Linked DNA regions of Homo sapiens: all the other regions are linked to region 1. The links are chromatin loops, found by intact Hi-C in ENCODE. Cell type or tissue: IMR-90. All regions are shown on one strand. Links, peaks and the distances in the headings refer to the core of each region. The heading gives the core; the rest is flanking DNA.

Region 1 (7,752 bases), core at 1,928-5,927:
CAATCAAACTAGAACTCAGGATTAAGAATCTCACTCAAAGCCACTCAACTACATGGAAACTGAACAACCTGCTCCTGAATGACTACTGGGTATAGAACGAAATGAAGGCAGAAATAAAGATGTTCTTTGAAACCAACGAGAACAAAGACACCACATACCAGAATCTCTGGGACGCATTCAAAGCAGTGTGTAGAGGGAAATTTATAGCACTAAATGCCTACAAGAGAAAGCAGGAAAGATCCAAAATTGACACCCTAACATCACAATTAAAAGAACTAGAAAAGCAAGAGCAAACACATTCAAAAGCTAGCAGAAGGCAAGAAATAACTAAAATCAGAGCAGAACTGAAGGAAATAGAGACACAAAAAACCCTTCAAAAAATCAATGAATCCAGGAGCTGGTTTTTTGAAAGGATCAACAAAATTGATAGACCGCTAGCAAGACTAATAAAGAAAAAAAGAGAGAAGAATCAAATAGACACAATAAAAAATGATAAAGGGGATATCACCACCGATCCCACAGAAATACAAACTACCATCAGAGAATACTACAAACACCTCTACGCAAATAAACTAGAAAATCTAGAAGAAATGGATACATTCCTCGACACATACACTCTCCCAAGACTAAACCAGGAAGAAGTTGAATCTCTGAATAGACCAATAACAGGCTCTGAAATTGTGGCAATAATCAATAGTTTACCAACCAAAAAGAGTCCAGGACCAGATGGATTCACAGCTGAATTCTACCAGAGGTACAAGGAGGAACTGGTACCATTCCTTCTGAAACTATTCCAATCAATAGAAAAAGAGGGAATCCTCCCTAACTCATTTTATGAGGCCAGCATCATTCTGATACCAAAGCCGGGCAGAGACACAACCAAAAAAGAGAATTTTAGACCAATATCCTTGATGAACATTGATGCAAAAATCCTCAATAAAATACTGGCAAACCGAATCCAGCAGCACATCAAAAAGCTTATCCACCATGATCAAGTGGGCTTCATCCCTGGGATGCAAGGCTGGTTCAATATACGCAAATCAATAAATGTAATCCAGCATATAAACAGAGCCAAAGACAAAAACCACATGATTATCTCAATAGATGCAGAAAAAGCCTTTGACAAAATTCAACAACCCTTCATGCTAAAAACTCTCAATAAATTAGGTATTGATGGGACGTATTTCAAAATAATAAGAGCTATCTATGACAAACCCACAGCCAATATCATACTGAATGGGCAAAAACTGGAAGCATTCCCTTTGAAAATTGGCACAAGACAGGGATGCCCTCTCTCACCGCTCCTATTCAACATAGTGTTGGAAGTTCTGGCCAGGGCAATCAGGCAGGAGAAGGAAATAAAGGGTATTCAATTAGGAAAAGAGGAAGTCAAATTGTCCCTGTTTGCAGACGACATGATTGTTTATCTAGAAAACCCCATCGTCTCAGCCCAAAATCTCCTTAAGCTGATAAGCAACTTCAGCAAAGTCTCAGGATACAAAATCAATGTACAAAAATCACAAGCATTCTTATACACCAACAACAGACAAACAGAGAGCCAAATCATGAGTGAACTTCCATTCACAATTGCTTCAAAGAGAATAAAATACCTAGGAATCCAACTTACAAGGGATGTGAAGGACCTCTTCAAGGAGAACTACAAACCACTGCTCAAGGAAATAAAAGAGGACACAAACAAATGGAAGAACATTCCATGCTCATGGGTAGGAAGAATCAATATCGTGAAAATGGCCATACTGCCCAAGGTAATTTACAGATTCAATGCCATCCCCATCAAGCTACCAATGACTTTCTTCACAGAATTGGAAAAAACTACTTTAAAGTTCATATGGAACCAAAAAAGAGCCCGCATCGCCAAGTCAATCCTAAGCCAAAAGAACAAAGCTGGAGGCATCACACTACCTGACTTCAAACTATACTACAAGGCTACAGTAACCAAAACAGCATGGTACTGGTACCAAAACAGAGATATAGATCAATGGAAGAGAACAGAGCCCTCAGAAATAATGCCGCATATCTACAACTATCTGATCTTTGACAAACCTGAGAAAAACAAGCAATGGGGAAAGGATTCCCTATTTAATAAATGGTGCTGGGAAAACTGGCTAGCCATATGTAGAAAGCTGAAACTGGATCCCTTCCTTACACCTTATACAAAAATCAATTCAAGATGGATTAAAGATTTAAACGTTAGACCTAAAACCATAAAAACCCTAGAAGAAAACCTAGGCATTACCATTCAGGACATAGGCGTGGGCAAGGACTTCATGTCCAAAACACCAAAAGCAATGGCAACAAAAGCCAAAATTGACAAATGGGATCTAATTAAACTCAAGAGCTTCTGCACAGCAAAAGAAACTACCATCAGAGTGAACAGGCAACCTACAAAATGGGAGAAAATTTTCGCAACCTACTCATCTGACAAAGGGCTAATATCCAGAATCTACAATGAACTCAAACAAATTTACAAGAAAAAAACAAACAACCCCATCAAAAAGTGGGCGAAGGACATGAACAGACACTTCTCAAAAGAAGACATTTATGCAGCCAAAAAACACATGAAGAAATGCTCATCATCACTGGCCATCAGAGAAATGCAAATCAAAACCACTATGAGATATCATCTCACACCAGTTAGAATGGCAATCATTAAAAAGTCAGGAAACAACAGGTGCTGGAGAGGATGCGGAGAAATAGGAACACTTTTACACTGTTGGTGGGACTGTAAACTAGTTCAACCATTGTGGAAGTCAGTGTGGCGATTCCTCAGGGATCTAGAACTAGAAATACCATTTGACCCAGCCATCCCATTACTGGGTATATACCCAAAGGACTATAAATCATGCTGCTATAAAGACACATGCACACGTATGTTTATTGCGGCACTATTCACAATAGCAAAGACTTGGAACCAACCCAAATGTCCAACAATGATAGACTGGATTAAGAAAATGTGGCACATATACACCATGGAATACTATGCAGCCATAAAAAATGATGAGTTCATGTCCTTTGTAGGGACATGGATGAAATTGGAAACCATCATTCTCAGTAAACTATCGCAAGAACAAAAAACCAAACACCGCATATTCTCACTCATAGGTGGGAATTGAACAATGAGATCACATGGACACAGGAAGGGGAATATCACACTCTGGGGACTGTGGTGGGGTCAGGGGAGGGGGGAGGGATAGCATTGGGAGATATACCTAATGCTAGATGACACGTTAGTGGGTGCAGCGCACCAGCATGGCACATGTATACATATGTAACTAACCTGCACAATGTGCACATGTACCCTAAAACTTAGAGTATAACAAAAAAATAAAAAAATAAAAAATAAAAAATAAATGCATGAATACCCAAAAAAAAAAAAAAAAAAAAAAAAAAGAAGGCATTTCAGCATGCAAACAAGTAATACTTTTAGGAATTACACTGACTTCATTGTAATGCATAGGAAAAATAAATAATTCACAAATAAAAAACAAACAAACAAAAAAAAAGTTTCAGTGGGGTCAAAGGATTTTTAGAGTTAGGGCAGTCGAGGCAGTGAACTAGGGTGAAAAAGGGAGGAAGTGATGAACAACAGGTAGAGTAACTGAAAATGAGATTATGGGAGGTATACAAATGTATGGAATGACAAAGTCAGGGGTATGACAATGTGAGTGATTAGCTGAAGTTGGGCAGAGGTCTAAGGAAAGGAAGTAAAGTAATTTAGTGGTCAGGATATTGGAAGGAATCTAGATAAATATTAAAAGCAAGAATTTCTATAGTAGTATCTCGAATAGTTTCTGGCACATTGTAGGCACTCTATAAATATTTGTTCAATAAATGAATAAACGATATTAAGTACATAACAATTCATCTTGAAAACACTTCTTCCATTTCCTCAACTCCTAAACATTCATTTATTCATTCTTCATCACACAAAAATCTGAATCTGGCTTCTGCCCCCTACCCTCCTTATTTACTTTCTCAAATAGTATACATTTAGTCATTAAACAAACATACATACATGCATATTTTCAAGATTATCAAGCAATTCCTGTTTCAACTTTTCTTAAAATGTTGACTCTGTATTCGTATACAGTTTATAACATCCTGAATTCCTGAAATTGATTCAAACAGAAACTATGTACAGTTTTCCAATTTAACCACAGTAGCATGCTTATACATCACTACTTGGAGTTTTCTCTCATTTTTATTGTCCAACAAGAACTGAAACTTATGTTGCCGTTTGTTAAATGCTATATCTAAATTCCATTTGGATATCCAATGAACACAGGTTCTATTTTTTATCAAGTATACATAAGCAGTAATCATTCATGCAAGTGATTCCACTACTCTCATAGTTTCTTGTAAGTTAATCCCAGTGAAATAAGATGACAATAGTGGAAGAAAGGGGAATTGGGAAAATCCATAAAATTCACTTCTATCAATAAAAGAAATCTACTTTGTTTTATATATTTGATACATCAGCCACTTATTGAACATGTTCGTATCTTAAAAATTGTTTCCCTTTTATTGAAATCCTAGTGGATAATGGTTTTGTAGTCATAAATTGGGAAAAATGGTATAACTAAAGAAATATGCAGAATTTTAGAATGGGAGTAGGCATTGAATATTATAGACTCTTACGGAATATTCTGGCAGTGGAGCAAACAGTAGAACAATCAGGTGAGATTATTCATTGAAGATGTCATGCTAAAGTTTAAAGACATGGCTTGGGCTAGGCATGAGGTTTTCTTATGCCCATCCATCTATGCATCCATCCTTAAATCTATCCATGCATCCACCTATGCATTAATTCATCCATCCACCCATCAACATATATTGAAAACCCATAGTGAGCCATGTGTAGTATTAGACCTGAGGTTACAAGGATGAATAAAATACAGTCTTCCTCTCAATAATTATTATATTTTGAAGTCCCACCTAAGAGTTGGGTTGGAGTAATTACAATATAGAAAACATTTTGAGGTCTTAAATAAATGTATATACATATATAATTGTAAATTATATCTATACACATGTATATATAATTGTTCATAATAATCACAAAGTAGAAATCTTTTGTATAGTATTTTCTTTATCAGAGTGGAAAATTTCATTAAATCAATTTAGTTCAAAACTTTATTTCTCAGAGAAATATTTTGTCATTTTTTTCCAGTATAAGAAATTATTTTTAAATCAACTCAACCAGCATAACAATGGTAAAGCCAGTTGATGAGATAGGTAAGTCCCTGTTAACTAAAGATTATCCAAAAAGGATCCCACAGAAGAAACTTCTAAGTATTATCCAGTTGGTATTTCTTTATTTTTTCCCTTTAGTTTACAGAAATGTGCTAATTGAGGTCCTTGGAATTAAAAATTAATGCCAAAATAAATAAGCCAAGATAGCAGTATTCCTCATTTCTCCTCTTTTTCAAACAGATACTTTTAACTTTTGCCTGAAAAAACCCAATAGATCTAATAATCTATTTTTAAGATGATGTGAAATTATGCCCATCTTATCTAATATTCCAAGTTCTCCAGTTTCCCTCTCAAATATATCAAGACTTTAAGATTTGAAAATGATCTTCTGGCTTTAAATCTAAGACTTTATTTATATTAACTTTTTTGGTAGCATGAACATTGTAAAACCTAAATTTCAAAATGTTTTACTGCAGCAACTTAAATACTTCATCTAAGACACTTGAATTGTATTTGTTATTGTTTCCAAACTTGATACATCTTTCTTATTAACATCCTTCATAGAAGTAAACAGAAACAGACAGCAATTACATTACATACTCAGAGCAAGCATCCATTCATAAATTAACTCACCAAACATTATGAGGCATCTGCTCTGCCAGACACGTGGTAGGTGTGGGGAATTTTTAAAGAAGAATAAGGTTCAATCTCTCCTTTCAAAGTGCTAAAACGTTGGGGAGAAACCTCAAATAGTCAAATGATTATAAAATAGGATGGTAGGTTCTCTGTGAAAGGATGACAGTAGGAAAATCTAACAGTTACTGGAAGGATCAGGAGCTGAGGCACCCTAGGGAGAGTGATAAACTGAATCTTAAAGGCAAAGAGGAGATGTTTAGGCAGAGAAATAGGGTCAGGGTTCAACCATGGTGTTGTCAACAAAAAACCAGGGCCTCCAGATTTCAGAGAGAAGAGCCACTCCAGAGAACTGATACACCATGTACTTATATGCACCATGAACTTGATGCACCATGTACGATGTACTTATGACAAGTGCCCAGGACAACAGCGCTCTGCTGGAAGTCCTCAAAAACTTTAGCCAAGGGACAGAAACCCCACTACCCAGAGTGCATTTCCTAGCTGAGACTCCTTTTGTGTTGTGATTAAAAGGATACAAATATTAAAAAACAAACATACGACAACAACAACAAAAAACAGGGCTTCATATGTTCTGACATGGTCGTTTGCTTTTGGAGTGCTCTTTCCATTGTTTCATTGTAGAAACTGAGACTAACAGGGATGGTCTTTTGGTTCCAGGAGTGTGTGCTGTCGGGAAGCCAATGTGCCTGCTCTTTGAATACATGGCCTATGGTGACCTCAATGAGTTCCTCCGCAGCATGTCCCCTCACACCGTGTGCAGCCTCAGTCACAGTGACTTGTCTATGAGGGCTCAGGTCTCCAGCCCTGGGCCCCCACCCCTCTCCTGTGCTGAGCAGCTTTGCATTGCCAGGCAGGTGGCAGCTGGCATGGCTTACCTCTCAGAACGTAAGTTTGTTCACCGAGATTTAGCCACCAGGAACTGCCTGGTGGGCGAGAACATGGTGGTGAAAATTGCCGACTTTGGCCTCTCCAGGAACATCTACTCAGCAGACTACTACAAAGCTAATGAAAACGACGCTATCCCTATCCGTTGGATGCCACCAGAGTCCATTTTTTATAACCGCTACACTACAGAGTCTGATGTGTGGGCCTATGGCGTGGTCCTCTGGGAGATCTTCTCCTATGGCCTGCAGCCCTACTATGGGATGGCCCATGAGGAGGTCATTTACTACGTGCGAGATGGCAACATCCTCTCCTGCCCTGAGAACTGCCCCGTGGAGCTGTACAATCTCATGCGTCTATGTTGGAGCAAGCTGCCTGCAGACAGACCCAGTTTCACCAGTATTCACCGAATTCTGGAACGCATGTGTGAGAGGGCAGAGGGAACTGTGAGTGTCTAAGGTTGAAGACGTTCAAATAAAATGCTGCAGTTTCCTCTCAGACTCTGTGAGCCAGGGGAATCCTACACCAGAGGCCCAACAAGACCCACATAGGAAAGAGTAAGAGTAAACATGAGTAGTGTGTTGTTTGCTTCCCAGGGAGAGCAAAGACAGTGCAAAACCCATGTGGTAGACGGACCCATTGAAAGCCAGTGATTGGAAACACAGGCTAGGAAATGTGTCAGATAATGGAGACAACTATTCTTCTTCATGAAGGTTTGTAATACACACTGCACAGGGAAGAATGTCATCCTGTTCAGTTTCCAAAGTAGCTGGTCACAGAGTAAAGCTCTGCTGTATTAAATTTTAATATGAAATGGGATTCAGAGCTTCATTTTTTAATTGAGTTAATTCCTGTCCATTGTGAAAGTAGCTTAATCGTCATGTAAGACACTTAGGTGAAGTACAGAAAACTAAAAAGAAGGAAAAGCCACTCATTCTGTCTCCCCCCAAAGACGAGTCTTAGTGTTTTATTAAATCTTTCTTGCATTTAATGCATAAT
Region 2 (7,752 bases), core at 1,974-5,973, 150 kb before region 1:
ATGTGTATATATGCATGTAAGTGTGTGCATACATATTAGTATATGTCATTTTTCTGGGCTATCAATCATACATGCTGTTGGTTCTTTTGCCAAAGTTTTATTTTACAAATTACCATAGCTACATTTTTTTAAATCAGGTAACAAAAGTTCTACTTTGCAAGGTCTGATTATGAGGATACATGTTATGATAAAATACCATCTTTCAACAATCAAGTTTGTAAGCAAATATTTAAATGAATTTTCCAGAATAAACTTTTATGTAACTGTGATCTTTAAACATTGCTCACGTGTATGAGGAGTGAGAAGCCTGATGCCTGTGAGTCAGGCTGTGGACTGTACTATGGCTCGTGCCACCAGCTGGCCTATTGCATGACAGAGAATGGTCTCCACAAGTCACAAATTACATCTGTTTATGCTTCTATTTGTTAGACAATCTGGCACCGGGAACAGCTGAGCAGAAGGATTTGAAAACAGCTTGTTTGATTGATGTATCTAGAGTTATCTCTAAATCCAAATAAAATGTTAAGTGCTATCAAGAAATCATAAATCAGGCATGTCTCTCTTTGAGCTATGAGAAGTTCTTGCTAAAGCTTTTATGACACCCATTTGAAAGAAATACAATTGGCTTGTATTCAAAATAGGATTTAGGCCTGTGTGTACCACACGATTAATTAGGTCACATTTTTAACCCGATTCAGCTGTGAGATAGCACAGGGCCTAGCATGTAAGTCATGGTGATGGAAAAGGTTGGAACTAGGGTTTTCAACCAGGTAAGAGAAATGTAGAGAGCATCAGGTACAAATGCAGAAGGTGGTTGATACTAATGAGTATGTTCGAAGAGTAGTTGTGATCAATGACCTCTGTTTACGGGGAGCAAGACGCCAATCAGAACAGGCAACAACACAGGGAAGCTGAGTGCCAACTACTAGGACATCACTTTGGCGGGATCCCAGCACTGAATCTTCATCAGTTATGACAAGAAAATTTTACATGCTTATGTCTGTGAAAACTCTAAATGCCCAGGAGACAGTAGAAATGCACTTTTTCATTAAGCAAAACTTTTGGGGAAAAAAAAAAATTCCAGGCCAGGCACTGTGGCTCATGCCTGTAATCCCAGCACTTTGGGAGGCCAAGGTGGGAGGATCACTAGAGCCCAGGAGTTCAAGACCAGCCTGGACAACACAGCAAAACCCACATCTATACATTTAAAAAAAAAATTAGCTGGGCATAGTGGTGTGCTCCTGTAGTCCCAGCTACTCTGGAGGCTGAGGCAGAAGGATCACTTGAGCCCAGGAGTTCGAGGCTAGAGTGAGCTATGATTGTGCCACTGCACCAGCCTGGGCAAGAGAGGGAGGCACTGACTCAAAAAACAAAAACAAAACATTTCTGTATGTGTTGTATTAGGTGTTGCCAATTAATATCAGCTCTGCCTAACTTAGGCTGAAAAGGAATTACTAGAAGACTGTTGTGAAGTTTATAGTATCAACAGGAAGGCTAGAGAATAAAACTTGAAAAAATGGGTAAAAGCCAAGGAAAGCTAGGTGGGAGGCACAACAGTTTAGTCAAAGTCATGCCTAGGAGCAGATGGGCTCTGGTGACATCTTGTCACCAATACTGCTGCTCCAGACTCGGCTGCTGCTGTGCACCATGACAGTGAATGTATTCTCCAGTGCCTTTTTGCTTTGGCTTGACTTACTCAAGAGTCAATGCCATGGTCAGGAGCATCCCATTGGCTGATCCTGGTCACGTGCCCACCTGGCTTTGCCTGCAAGGGGAAGAGATCTGGAACCGTCAGCTTCTTTAATGTAAGGCTGGATTTTGACTTCTTCTCAAGTCCCCAAGTGTGGGAGGGGAGAAGTTCTGGATGTTAAGTAGCAAAAAGTACACACACACAAGCATACGCACACAAACATATATATACTATAACTGAAATTTTAACATTTTGAATACTTATTACTCACGTAATAAAATTTTGTTTCTTTTTTTTATAATAATTTACTTTTATTTTTCTTAAGGTCTATTTTTTCCACTTTTGATGAAAGAGTCTCTTCTGTTCATTCATTCTTTTGTTAAAGGCCTAATACATCTCCCTATAAGTAGGATGCCTGGATTCCCCTTATATTTTCCCATACTTCACTTGAGTCTTCATAATGAAGCCTAATCTCTAACTCCTTCATCCAGTAGCCCAGATTGAGTGCATAGTGATCTGGGGCCGTAGGTAGTCCTGGCAGGTACATCTCATTTCAGGAGAGTTTTTCATCTGTGTCTCTCAACACTTACCTAACGGTGCGAAATCATTTATGGCTGTACCCCATTCCTGGTGCAGTATATGAAAAACTATGAGAACCGAATGAAAATGTGCCTCCTGCAGGAGATCGTTCCTCACCTGCCTTCATCAACCCCCAGTTTTAGCATTCTGAACAGTTAGTGACCTAGACCTTGACAAAAGTTTTCCAATGTCACCCTTGCCAGCAGCCAGTGACTTGATAAAGCCATCTATGGCCCAGACCTCATGGGATAGCTACTCCTGAATCCCGTTACACTCTCCCTAGGCAGCTACAGCACTGAAATCTGGTGAGCAGGCAGCCTCTGCCAAAGGCCCTCAAAGAACGAGATTTTCCTCTGATTGGGTGGTCCATTACTTATCCAAGTCCTAGACTAGATAAATAATGGTATCTATGACGTTCAAAATCTCTTGTTAATTTTTGAAAGGTTCTGCTTTCTAAGGTAAGTGATTTGCAAGCCAGTCCTGCTCAGCCTTCTTCATACATGTCTCCTCTGCCCTGTAAGTAACAGAAATTCTAGCATTTGGATGGTTCCCTAGTTTCTGATGTGAATGTAGTCATTTCACCATTTTCTGGGTGATTTCACTAGTTACTGGGGGAGAACATGTAAAATATCTGTCTGTTGTCAACTGGCCACTTTCCTCCAGAACGCAAACCGATACCAATTTGTTCTCTGATTTTATTTCACCTCTTTGAATCCTTGTCTCATGACTTGCACTTGGCATTCAGGGAAAGGTACAAGGGAAAAACAGACTAGGCCAGAAAAGACATGGCATGTATCTCTCAGATCCTGACATCTTGTAGGCTGTTTTCTGTGAGCTCTGCTGCTCTCCCTGCCTTCACATCTACCCAGTTAACAACTGCTTAGTTCAAGCACTGTCCTCTCTTTGTGGGGCGGGGTGGTCATCTCAGACTGCCCCCATGATTGCCTAACTCCTGTAAGTGCCCATACTCTGTTCTCCCAAGAGCTCTAAACATGCCTAACACTTATTGCACTCTCTCATAGTTGTTGATATAGTCACCCATCTCCCTAGCCAGACTGTGAGTTCTCTGGTAGAGACTAATCCACCTGTCACCGCATTCCTGGCGTCAAGTTCAGTTAGTTAAATGAATAAATAGGTTTGGAAAAGAGATGGGAAAGAAAAGAAGAAAACAATTTATTAGAATATCTAGATTTTTTTCTAAATTGGTAACATTCAAGATTAATCATGCTTTGACAGTTTGGAAGAACAAAAGTGAAGAATAAAGAAAGAACTAAACTGTGATACTGATAGCCTTATTGTTTCTGCTCTGTTAAAAGTATAGTACATGTGTTGGAAGTGAACTTACTGATTGTGAATAACTAATAATAGAAAATAATGATAGAAACATATCTTCTGATGACAGTTTCTGTATAATTCCCATTTCTTTATAATAAATACACTGTTCTTCAGTGGTAGAAAAACTAATTGTTCGCTGTGAAAATGCTACCCATTAGCATCACTGTTCCTAAACAATATACAGTCTTCTCTTATATGGCTCTCAGCTGCACGCTGCCTGGAAGATACTTTAGACATGAGCCAGCTTTTTACATATAACAAATGCCCAGTAAGAGGCACTTAGAATTCCAGTTGGACTGAACTTGCCCCTTCTCCAGAGGGCACATAAATGAATACATACAAGGAAATCCCCTCCCATCATGCACACACATATGCCCGCACGCAATCCTCGGAGCAGCTGTGTTATATTATAAATTGGAGGCCTTTTGTTAGTTCAGATGTTTCAGGTCTGCAAAGGCACTCTGGAGAAGAAATAAATATTATGAGTAAGTCTCGTTTCCATGCTTGTAGTGGGGAAATACTTTCCAGCACAGTTTACTACGGTTTTATACTAAAACAATCTCGTAAAACAATACCAGCATTACTCACTCAGCACATGACTGCTAAGACAAGAATGGTGTCTGTTTTATTCCCTAAATATTCAAAACATTATTTCATTCAGACTCTGTCCCAGATAGACTTTCTTTTCAGTAAAACTAACCAGAATAATCATGGATTGTGTGCTCACTAAATCTATTATTCTTTTTTTAATATAAAATAATTCGTCTTTTTTCCCACTTTACCAAATATTGCATATTTATAAAACTTCACCAATAAGAGAGATCCAATACAAGCATTTAAAGGAAAGGCAGCTTGGAGCTGGGTGGGAGCTCAATCTGGAATCCAGGTCATTCCATTTAAGGATCTGGTCTTCTGCTTTGAAGGCTCAGGATCTGAAGTTGCTTATAAGCTTGGTAACAAGAAGAGAAGGTACTGGAGATAGGTATAAATGCACATTTATTAATTTATAAGGGGAGAGGACTCATAATAATCAGTATACTAAAAGTCTACATAATAAGTGCATTCTCCTCTTATTGTCAAACTATACATGAAGCCAACTGATAAGATTTTATTAAATATGAAGTCAGAATAAGGGTACACAGAGAAATTTATTTTAATGGCACTGGCCTAAGAGAGATATATTTATCTCCCTATGAGATCTTGTCAAAGGGATTAGAAACACTTTGCCATGCTCTTACCAAAGCCTGGCACATTCTCCCACCCCCATTCTCTGCTTACTTTTAGTAATCCATTTAATCTTAGCTTAATTATCACTTTCTTAGAGAAACCATTCCTAGTCTTCTTATCTAAGAAGGGGCCCTGATGTATACTCCAGAGCACTCTGTAATTTTCTTTTGTAACACTTGTCTCAATCTGTAGCTCTACATTTATTTGTTGTTTTAAGTTTTGTCTGCCTCTAGATTGTAAGCTCCAGGAGAGCACGCGTATTTGTTTTGAGCTCTACTATTCTCAGCATCTAGCACAGTGCCTGGCATAGCTAGGAGCATTCAGTACACATTTGTTGAATGAATACATGAATGTACAAGGTAGCGGCTGAGAGCACAGGTGCTGGATTCAGGCTTCCTTAATTGAAATCATCTCTCTGCTTCTTAATAACCACGTGAGGCTGCAAATTACAAAATTAGTTTCCTTATCTGTAAAATGAGAAAATGATAGTATAATACCTACCTCATAGGTATTATACCATCTAATGAGGATTAAATTCCAATGAGGATTAAATAATAGATACAAAATACTTGGAACAGTCAGTGATTGGCACAGAGTAAGCACTCAAGCAGAGTTAGCTGTTAATATCATCTTACAAAGAATAATTCTAAGAAAAGTCGAAAGCCTAATTTCTAAAACTCAGCTTTCTTGGGACGTTACTGGAATAGTACTATCAATACTAACCTCTGGAGATATTTATTTATGTTTCCAAGGTTTAATAGAACCACCTTTTTTATTATAAAATTCTTAAATTAAATAAGTGACTATTAAAACAGATTATACCAAAGCCCTTTCAGCATGAAATAATTTTTTTATTATACTTTAAGTTCTGGGATACATGTACAGAATGTGCAGGTTTGTTACATAGGTATACACATGTCATGGTGGTTTGCTGCACTCATCAACCCGTCAACTACATTAGGTATTTCTCCTAATACTATCCATCCCCTAGCCCCTCAACCCTTGACAGGCCTCGTGTGTGATGTTCCCCTCCCTGTGTCCATGTGTTCTCATTGTTCAACTCCCACTTATGAGTGAGAACATGCGGTGTTTGCTTTTCTGTTCTTGTGTTAGTTTTCACATGAAATATATTTTATCTTATTTTCACAATGTTTTGAATGTACTGATGTGTACTGATCTATTATGCATAGATTTCAGAACTTAACTCTGATGGCAACTGTGTTCTTATTTCCAAGTTGTTGGGAGGGACATCTCTGTAACAGTGAACTATGAACAACAATATTACAGGTGGAAATCATAAAATTTAGAAAGGAAAAAATAAGAACATAATAACTATATATATGTTCTATAACATATAACTATATAATAACTTTTTTATTTTATAAAAAAGAGGTGGTCATTATTGTATTTGTTTTATATTGTTGTAAGGGCTTTACTATGGGGCAAAACACCTTATTTAACAATTATATATTATTATGTTGTAAGGCAAATCTTGGTTGTTAAGTTGGCTGTATAGTTGTTAAGAGTCTTACTCTCTGGCTCATTCATTCAACATTTATTGAGTGGCTAATAGGGCTGGTTTATGACATTTTGGATTTGCACTAAAGCATGGTACAAACAAGATTCTGTTTTTTGATAAATTGGTATTTTGATCATCACAACTTTTATCAATTATTTTTTATGTATTACGTCTGTTATTTTCAATGACAAAATACTGACAACAATAATATATGAAAATGCATTGCTAAAATGACCAAAGTAAGGGCAACCACCCTTTTCAAATTTTCTTATCCTGTATATACCTGTAGTGCACCCTCTGGTCATTAGCTGTAGCTGCTACTCAAAGAGCTTATTTTCATTCACAATTGAGCATCTTTTACCTGGAATTAAAATATTCATTTCAAAACATCTTCTTTTCTTTCCTTTGAGGACATTATAATACTTAATCCTAAATCGGGACTTTAGGAAGTGGCTTTCTATATTTGAGCCTTAATTTGTTCACCTTCTCACTTGTTGGAATCTCCATCCTTTTATTTTCTCACATAGGGGCTCTGCTGTTTTCAGTCCCTAAGACAAGGTTATATCCTGTGTCCACATGAATATCCCACAGATTAAACTAGTGCACTGTCCTCAGAATTGAATCAAACTCAAATATCTTGTACAATTACTCATCTGTTATTCACTTTCTCCTTATCAAACAAAAAGGACTTATAAAAACTATAATTTGTATACTTGAATTATCAATTATAGAGAGATGTGTTAAAAATCTTCCACAATGGTTATAGATTTGCCATTTTCTCATAGTAATTTTATAAACTTTTCTTTATATTTTATAATGACTATATTATTAGGTACACATACCTACAATATATGATAGCAGGTCAAGAATAGACATTAATGAAACACAATGTATATGTATAAAGCATATTTATTATTCCACTCCCACTTATGTGCTCATGAGAGACATCAGTAATTAATCACAGCACTCCATTTTGATCCTAAAGTTGTTCCAGAATATGTTTTAACACAGTGCCCTGTGCAATCATCTTAGTTGTCACTCAAGGTAATTCCTGTTTGCCTTTCCTTGCCCCACCTTATTTTCTTGAAAAATAGAATGTACTAAAAAGGTGGGATTTGAATATCCCATCAATGGGGATGAACATTATAAAATATTACTCAATACATGGTATTGGAACAATTGATACTTTTAAAAAATGATGTCATGTTTCAAACTTTCATCATATGCTAAAAAATCAATTGAAACAATTAATGTAGATATAACAAACTTTTAGATGGTCTAGAAGAAGATATAGGTGATTATCTTTTCTTGAGATCCAGAGACCTTTTATGAACATATAAGCAGAGGCTAGCGAGAGGGCATACAGAAAATCTCTGGTAAATTAGGCTTCATAAAAGTTAAA
Region 3 (7,752 bases), core at 1,974-5,973, 120 kb after region 1:
TTATGGTTAAAATGTTAGATGTTAAATTTAAAGGATAAGGGAAACTTGAGTATGATATCAATTATATAATACTACTATATACATTTAAATGCATGTATACACACATGTAGCATGCAATAGCCAGTATCTACTGAGGTCTGTCATATAATTGGCACTGTGCTAATAACCTCATTGAATATACTTCTCATGTAGTCCCTGGCAATAACCTTACGAGATGGGACTGCCTGTATTTTACAAATGAGGAAACTGAGGTTCAAAGAGGTCAAGAAACTTCTCTGGGCAATACAGCTAGGAATGACGGAGCTGGGATCTTACTCTAAATCTGGATGCCTCCAGAGGCCTTTGTTCTTAGCCACTATGCTATATTGGCACAAGAAAAAAATACACTGGATGGAAGTATGTCAAAATGGTGGTGGTCAAGTTCAGAATCACTTTTGTAACCTTACTTAAATGATTCTGTATACTATAAAACATTGACATAGGATACGATTTACTTTTATAACCAGAAATAAATTAGTGAATAATAAGTATTGCATGCAGGCTTTGTGACTCAGACCCAGGTGGCCTGGATCACTCAGACCCTCCGTAGGAAGACCATTATTATTATGCAGAAACCCTTGGGTTGGCCATACTTTTTTTCCTCTTCTGTCTTGTAGCTGAGGTGGAACAGCCTCCTAATGAGGCAGATGTCTTTTTAAAGTCCTCCAGTTTTCTCTAGAGAATGCTAATTACTCCCAAACCACCCCCTAAAAAAACTCCACTCACTTTAACTAGAAATTATAAAAAAGGTATATCCAGATGTCAGCAACAAAGATAATATTTTTTAAACTTGGAAAAAATAACTGTAACAATATGCATGGAAAACTATATAATTCATTCTTTTGGATAGGCCAAAATAAAGTCTTTTTTTTTTTTTTAAGGTTGTTGAGGGCAGATTAACTAGTGCTGAGTGTGTATATTGTCAATATTGTAATAACTTTGTAGTTGGAAGATAAAATAACTTCTTTTCAAATATAAGCTAAGGTATGAAAAAAACTTTAAAATGTTCTTGGCCGGGTACAGCGGCTCACGGCTGTAATCCCAGCACTTTGGGAAGCCAAGGCGGGTGGATCACCTGAGGTCAGGAGTTCAAGACCAGCCTGGCTAACAAAGTGCAACCTCGTCTCTACTAAAAATACAAAAAAAAAAAAAAAATTAGCCAGGCATGGTGGTACATGCCTGTAATCCCAGCTACTTGGGAGGCTGGGGAAGGAGCATCACTTGAACCTGGGAGGTGGAGGCTGCAGTGAGCCAAGATTGTGCCATTGCACTCTAGCCTAGATGACAAGAGCGAAATTCCATCTCAAAAATAATAATAATAATAAAGTTCTTAAGCTTTTCAGGGGCAGGGCAATACGTTTTTAATAAGACTAAGAAACACTATGCTAAACCTGATTCTTGAGGGAGCCAACCAATATATTAGAAAGCCACATGACTGGGCTATATCTTTAAGCCCCACAGAATTGCTTTCATTGAACTGCACTTTGGTTACAGACCACCAACCTTCACTGAGAAATGATATGGCATGACTTTATGGGACATGGTACTGAATGTGCCATAAAGAATGTAGAGCTCTCCAGAACATCACATCATAGCTGATGCATCCATCACAGAGCAATACCCAAATGAGAAATGTCTCTTTGGACTCAGTACTTAGAAGGGTTATTTCTCCTGATTTTACTTTATGGCCACCAAATCATGAACGTTATTGTGTTTTACATCTTCATTAACTGCTAGAAAGTATGTCTTTACCTGACTCCATGTCATTTTCTTAGATTTCTTTTTCCCTTTCCCTCCTTTTTCTTGCTTATTTTAAACTCAACTTTGTCCTCTGAACTGAATGCATCTTTTTAAGCTGTCTTAAATACTTTGTTTTGAGACTGGGTCTCGCTCTGCCACCCAGGCTGTAGTACAGTGGCACGATCACAGCTCACTGTAGCCTCCACCTACAGGCCTCATGCTATCCTTCCAACTCAGCCTTCCAAGTAGCTGGGACAAGAGGCATGCACCACCATGCCCAACTAACTTTTGTTTTTTGTTTGTTTGTTTGTTTTTTTGTAGAGATGGGGTTTTTCCATGTCATCAGGCTGGTCTCGAACTCCTAAGCTCAAGCAATCCATCCACTTTGGCCTCCCAAAGTGCTAGAATTATAGGTGTGAGCCACTGCACCAGCCAAATCCTTTTTTAAATAAAAGATTAAGTATAAATAAACAGGCACATACTCTGTACACTTCTGTAAGACTGTTTATGTAAGACTGCTATTGGACATAAGAACCACCCAACATGAATGAAACCAGCATGTTTCCTATACCAAAAAGAAAATAAATTTTCATTTATATTTTAACAGTGAGATTGAAACAATCTAAGGTCTCTCACCCACAGGCCATTCTGCAGACACTCAGGTTACAACCTGAACCCAACAGAGTAGCTGGCTTATGTACAGGCTCATGATTACATCATGATTATGTGTTTCCATGCCACTGTGTTCAGGAAGTAAGCGGTCTGGATATAAGATTTCTAGCCATCCTTGAGGTGAGTGGACAGAAGGAACTGTCAGGTTAGAGATGCAGCATTTCAAAAACAAACAGAAGGGATGAAGGAAGGGGAAGTGAAGGAACAGGTAAAGAGATATGAGACTCAGAGAAGAGTAATGTCTCTGTAGCCAAAATTAAAGAAAACTTCAAAAAGAAAGTACTAGATGATACATTCTTTAACAGATGACTAATATTCCTGGCAAAAACTTTTTAAAAACTAAGTATACATTTAAATACATAACATTCCATCCTTTAGCCTTCAACCTAACAACATCAATTCCTTTAAAACAGCATTTTTGAAAAGCTGGTTTTTTTTTTTCCATCTGTACTCAAAATGGTACATCTATGGTGGACACACCCTAAGATGTTCCAAAATGAGTCACACTCTTGTGTAGTCCCCCTTCCCCTGGTGTGTGAGCAGAACCTGTAACTTGCTTCTAGCCATAGAATACAGTTATAGGATGCCACTCCCTTGATTAGGTTCTGTCAAATAGCAAAAGTGAAGGGGTTTTGCATATGTAATTAAATTGACAATAAATTGCTCAAAAGGGAGATTACCCTGGGTCAGTTGGACTGACTTAAGTGAGCTCTCACAGAGGCCAGAGACTGGAAGAAGTACAGATTTCTCTCTCTCTCCCTCTATCTCTCCCTCCCTCTCTCCCTCTGCCCACCCCCTGCCTCCGCCCATTGCTGGCCTTGAAGATGCAAGTTGCCATGAATTCTACAGTCACAAGGAAATGAATTCTACCAGCAACCTAAGGAACTTGAAGCAGATCCTTCCCTAGTCGAGCCTCCACATGAGAATGCAACCCAACTGGTACGCAGACTTCAGCTTGTGAGACCCCAAGCACAGAACCCAGCTAAGCATGCCTGGACTTTTAACCTACAGAGACTGAGAGATAATTCATGGGTGTGTTTTAAACCACTAAGTCTGTGACAATTTGCGATGTAGCATAGAAAATGAATACAACACCTAAAGACAGAGACAATTTGCATGGGAATTGCCTTTTAATCCACTAAACAGAAAAAAATGTAACGGAAACTTCAGACTCCTCTCTTAACTTCTCACATCACTTAGCCAAGTTCTCCCACATTAGATGTTCCAGATACTTAAACTAAAGCAGCTGTCACCATATCCAAAATGCTTCGCTGGAGAACCATCACATGACACCACTGTGGGAGTTTCAATGCTTGCTGGCCCAAGGAAATCTGCCTCCAATAAACCAGGAAATGTTTAACCCAGACAGCCTGTAACTTCCACAATTTTCTAATCAGCCACCAGAGAGTCCTCTTTAGATTGTCATAGTGACTCAGCACACACACATCAATGCCTTCAACCCCAAAGCTGCACATCTATGTACGTAGTTGTTCTCCCTTCACCTACTTGGGCATGAAAATCACCAAATGAGCACAGAATCAGCAAACTTTGTATAGGCCACAAAGGAGGAGGCAACGTTTCATTTCCATTTTAGCACTGAGATCAAAACACAGCCAAAGGCCAGGCTATTCAGCTGAGACTTGATTCCATAATAGCATGTTCTCTCTGCCCTGCACAAAATTATACCCTGATTATGTATTTCCATGCCATTGTGCCCAGAAGGTGGTTAGGCAGCAACAGCTCTAGCATGGGTGGAAGGTTTAGGCATCTGAATATTTGGAAAAGTAGAGAATGGGGGGAAGGGAAAGTTTGTCTCTTTTTCTGAAGCATTTTTCTGTCAACTGGAAATCAAACTTACCAATGCTTACATTATACTTTTCTGAGTGATGAATACAATGCTTTGGATGCATAGTTCAAGTAAGGTCGATAAGCAATTTATCTTTTGAAATTATTTCTAATGAGAGAGCATTGGCAATTTTTTTCAACTGTTGTGATTTTTATGCACTAATTAAAATCATTATAATACTTATATATACTAGACACAGCAGAAATAGCAAATTTTCATTGTTTAAAAAGACATCAGAGAATAACAATCTTCTTTTCCTTTTTTTCTTCCCTTCCTCTTTTGTTTTTACCTTTTGAAATACTAAAGGCAACAAAATAGCAAGTAATGAGCACCAGCATTGAAACTACAAGTCCTAGGTTAGGGTATGGGGTCTAGCAAATACTTAATTTCCTTCAGTAATTCACGTCATCTCTCTGAATCTGTTTTACCATCTCTAAAATGGGTAAAACACTATCTGCACTATCATACCTACAATTTCATAAAAATCATCACAGATAATATGTCTACAAAGATATTGTAGTATATATAAACCAAATGTGGCCAGGCACAGTGGCCCATGCCTGTATTCTCAGCACTTTGGGAGACTGATGTGGGAGGAATACTTGAGGCCAGGAGTCCCAGACCAGCCTGGGAAACATAATGAGACCCCATCTCAACAACAACAACAAATTTTTTTTTTTTTAATTAGCCAGACGTTACGGCGCTTGACTATAGTCCTAGCTGCACACGAGGCTAAAGTGGGAGAATCCCTTGAGCCCAGGAGTTTGAAGCTGCAGTAAGCAAGGATCGCTACTGTACTCCAGCCTGTGTGACAGAGCAAAACCCTGTTTCAAAAAACAAAACAAAAAACAAAACAAAACAAAAAACAGGGTGAGGTAGGACGATGGCTTGAGACCAGGAGGTTGAGGCTGCAGTGAGCTGTGATCTAGCCACTGTACTCCAGTATAGGTGACAGAGCAAGATCTTATCTCAGTTTAATTAAAGGAAATTATATGAATGTATTTTTCCTTTCAATATTTATGTTTCCTCTCATGAACTGACAAACTAAACTTTAAGAGCCAGTAGTTTATTACTCTGTTCCTAAAGACATTAAAATAGTTAAAAGTAAATTACGAAATTACTGTCAGAAAAATATAGTAACAGTTAACATTTAATAAATGTCAGACATTGACTAAAGGGCATCACATAACTTTTCATTTGATTCTCACATGAAGGAAGTCAATTATCTCTATTTTACAGATGAGGAATCTGAAGTTTCAGGAAGTTAAAGAGTAAGTAGTAAACCTATGATAAAAAAAATTAAGCAGGTTAATCCGGAGTCCACAATTAACCACTCAACTGTTTCAAATACATTTTCCGGGTTGATACTCCAAGAAAAGGAGCGATGAGATGTGGTCTCAGCATACAGGTGGTCTTGTTGTTATAAAGCAGAGTGTTCCTAGTGAGCTAGGAGACCTGATGTGGAGGACAAGCCCACCCACATTGCAGGGAGACCGCCACAGACAGAAGCTAATGGCCAGCCACATGAAAGGCATGCCATTAGGGCAGGTTATGATGGACGTAATGCTCCCTGGAGTTGTGAACTGAAGAAGTCCTGTAGAATTTAGAACACATCAATTGACCTACAGCCAGCTACCAAACCACATCAGAGCCTACGGGGCTGCATCTAGGTCTGCAAAGGTCCAGAAGTTACAGAGACTGCTGCTGCTTGATGGTGAGTATGCAGAGAGCGGACCTGAGCAGCGGAGAAAGTAACCAGAGAGCTGGAACCAAGAAATAAAAGTAGGAACTGGGGAAGAAGAGTCAATGAGATGAAAGAAAACAAAACTGAAGTAAAGCCAGAAACCAGAAATACTGTAAGACTCTGGTTCCCAAACTGTGCCCCCAGGAACCTTGGGGTGCCACAGTGAATTCAGAGGAATGCTACTAGATATTTTTAATTTGAGGGCAGCTAACACTCGACATCTCTCAGACACCCTCTGAACTACGAGCATAAAGTAGTTCAGCGCTTCAACATTAAATGGCATTACATTCCTTTCAATGACATCATGTCCTTGCAATATGATATCTGCTATAATAAAAATGAAGTGTAAACATAAAACTCAGTGTGGAACAGAAAATGAAGATGGTGGTTTCCAATCTGAATTCAAGTTTTGAAAAGTTGTGCAGTGCCCAACAGGTGCATACATACCTTAGTAAATATGAAGGATTAGATAAAAATGATAATTCTTTCAATTTATATGGTTTTGTTTTACAAAATGGCTACTAATTTATCAGGACCTATATACGTATTAAGTTGAATTAACTAATTAAGTTGAATATACTTATTAAGTTGATTTAATAAATGAAACTGTTAGGTATTTCTTTTAGCTTTGGGGCACTGTAAAAAAACTGAGACAGTATGAGCACTGAACTGAGACGTCATGGGAATATTACTTAGGGATTAAAGTTGTCTAGGGAAGATAGAAAAGTAAAGGATCTCAGCAGTGAGTTGCATATCTGTTTTCAAGGTCTTATTATTATATTATTATTATTATTATTATTATTATTATTATACTTTAAGTTCTGGGGTACATATGCAGAACGTGCAGGTTTGTTACATAGGTATACACGTGCCATGGTGGTTTGCTGCACCCATCAACCCATCATCCACATTGGGTATTTCTCCTAACGCTATCCCTCCCTCAGCCCCCCAACCCCCAACAGGCCCCAGTGTGTGATATTCTCCTCTCTGTGTCCATGCTTTGACATGGCAACACCACTCAATACAAAGGAGACTTGCCCCACTGAGTCCTAGAAGCATCATGGGTCCTGACCCTTGTGGTCTGGTCCTGCTCAAGACATAATAAAGATCTGCCACAATGAGGATTAATTCAGGGACTTTAGATTTCAGCATGGCAATATGATAATCTGATGAAAACAAGTTATGTATCATGTATTTTATAATAGTACCTACCAAGTACTTATAAACTTGGCATCTTATACAGACGGTCCCTGACTTACAATGGTTTGATTTAGGATTTTTTGACTTTATGACAGTGTAAAAGTGATACACCCATTCCTTAGAAACTGTACTTTGGGTACCCATACAACCATTCTGTTTTTCACTTTCATTTCAGTATTCAATAAATCGATGAGATATTCAACACTTTATTGTACAATAGGCTTTGTGTTAGATTATTTTGGCCAACTGTAGGCTAATGTAAGTGTTCTGAGCATGTTTAAGGTAGGATAGGCTAAGCTATGATGTTCCAAGGTTATGTGTATTAAATGCATTTTCAACTTACAATATTTTCAATTTACGATGGATTTATGGAGATGTAACCCCACCGCTAAGTCAGGAAACATTTGTGTAATAATCTCACTTAACCTTTTGAGGTTTTACTGTTTCTGCTGTGTCTCTCATTTAACACGCAAGGAAACTGGAGCTTGCAGCCATTGGATACATTGCTCAA

What was found. Hi-C counts contacts between places; a loop is a spot of excess contacts. Peaks named below come from ENCODE experiments on the same cell type or tissue, not always from the same donor. Only the 100,000 strongest peaks of a DNase experiment are listed, where the experiment ranks them.
Region 2: a loop joins it to region 1, with 5 times the contacts of the local background. A loop is called at or near these places in 3 of 110 quality-filtered maps.
Region 3: it touches region 1 in a loop (3-fold over the local background); 2 of 110 quality-filtered maps call a loop at or near these places.

The regions. Positions count from the first base shown.
Region 1 is chr9:110,793,778-110,801,529 of GRCh38, forward strand. MUSK (muscle associated receptor tyrosine kinase) reads left to right here. Exons shown (of 15, transcript NM_005592.4): 15 at 6,529-7,752. The coding sequence ends at 7,211. Among named protein-coding and RNA genes, the nearest start is that of MUSK, 130 kb to the left of the region's middle. In IMR-90, for the core only: no CTCF peak of the experiment used is centred there; a DNase peak (open chromatin) is centred at 3,994; H3K27ac peaks cover 2,073 bases.
Region 2 is chr9:110,647,171-110,654,922 of GRCh38, forward strand. No RefSeq gene overlaps it. Among named protein-coding and RNA genes, the nearest start is that of MUSK, 18 kb to the right of the region's middle. In IMR-90, for the core only: no CTCF peak of the experiment used is centred there; DNase peaks (open chromatin) are centred at 3,301 and 4,031; H3K27ac peaks cover 2,898 bases.
Region 3 is chr9:110,916,006-110,923,757 of GRCh38, forward strand. The region is part of intron 5 of LPAR1 (lysophosphatidic acid receptor 1); the gene reads right to left. Among named protein-coding and RNA genes, the nearest start is that of LPAR1, 120 kb to the right of the region's middle. In IMR-90, for the core only: no CTCF peak of the experiment used is centred there; DNase peaks (open chromatin) are centred at 2,496, 2,906 and 3,896; H3K4me3 peaks cover 299 bases; H3K27ac peaks cover 2,841 bases.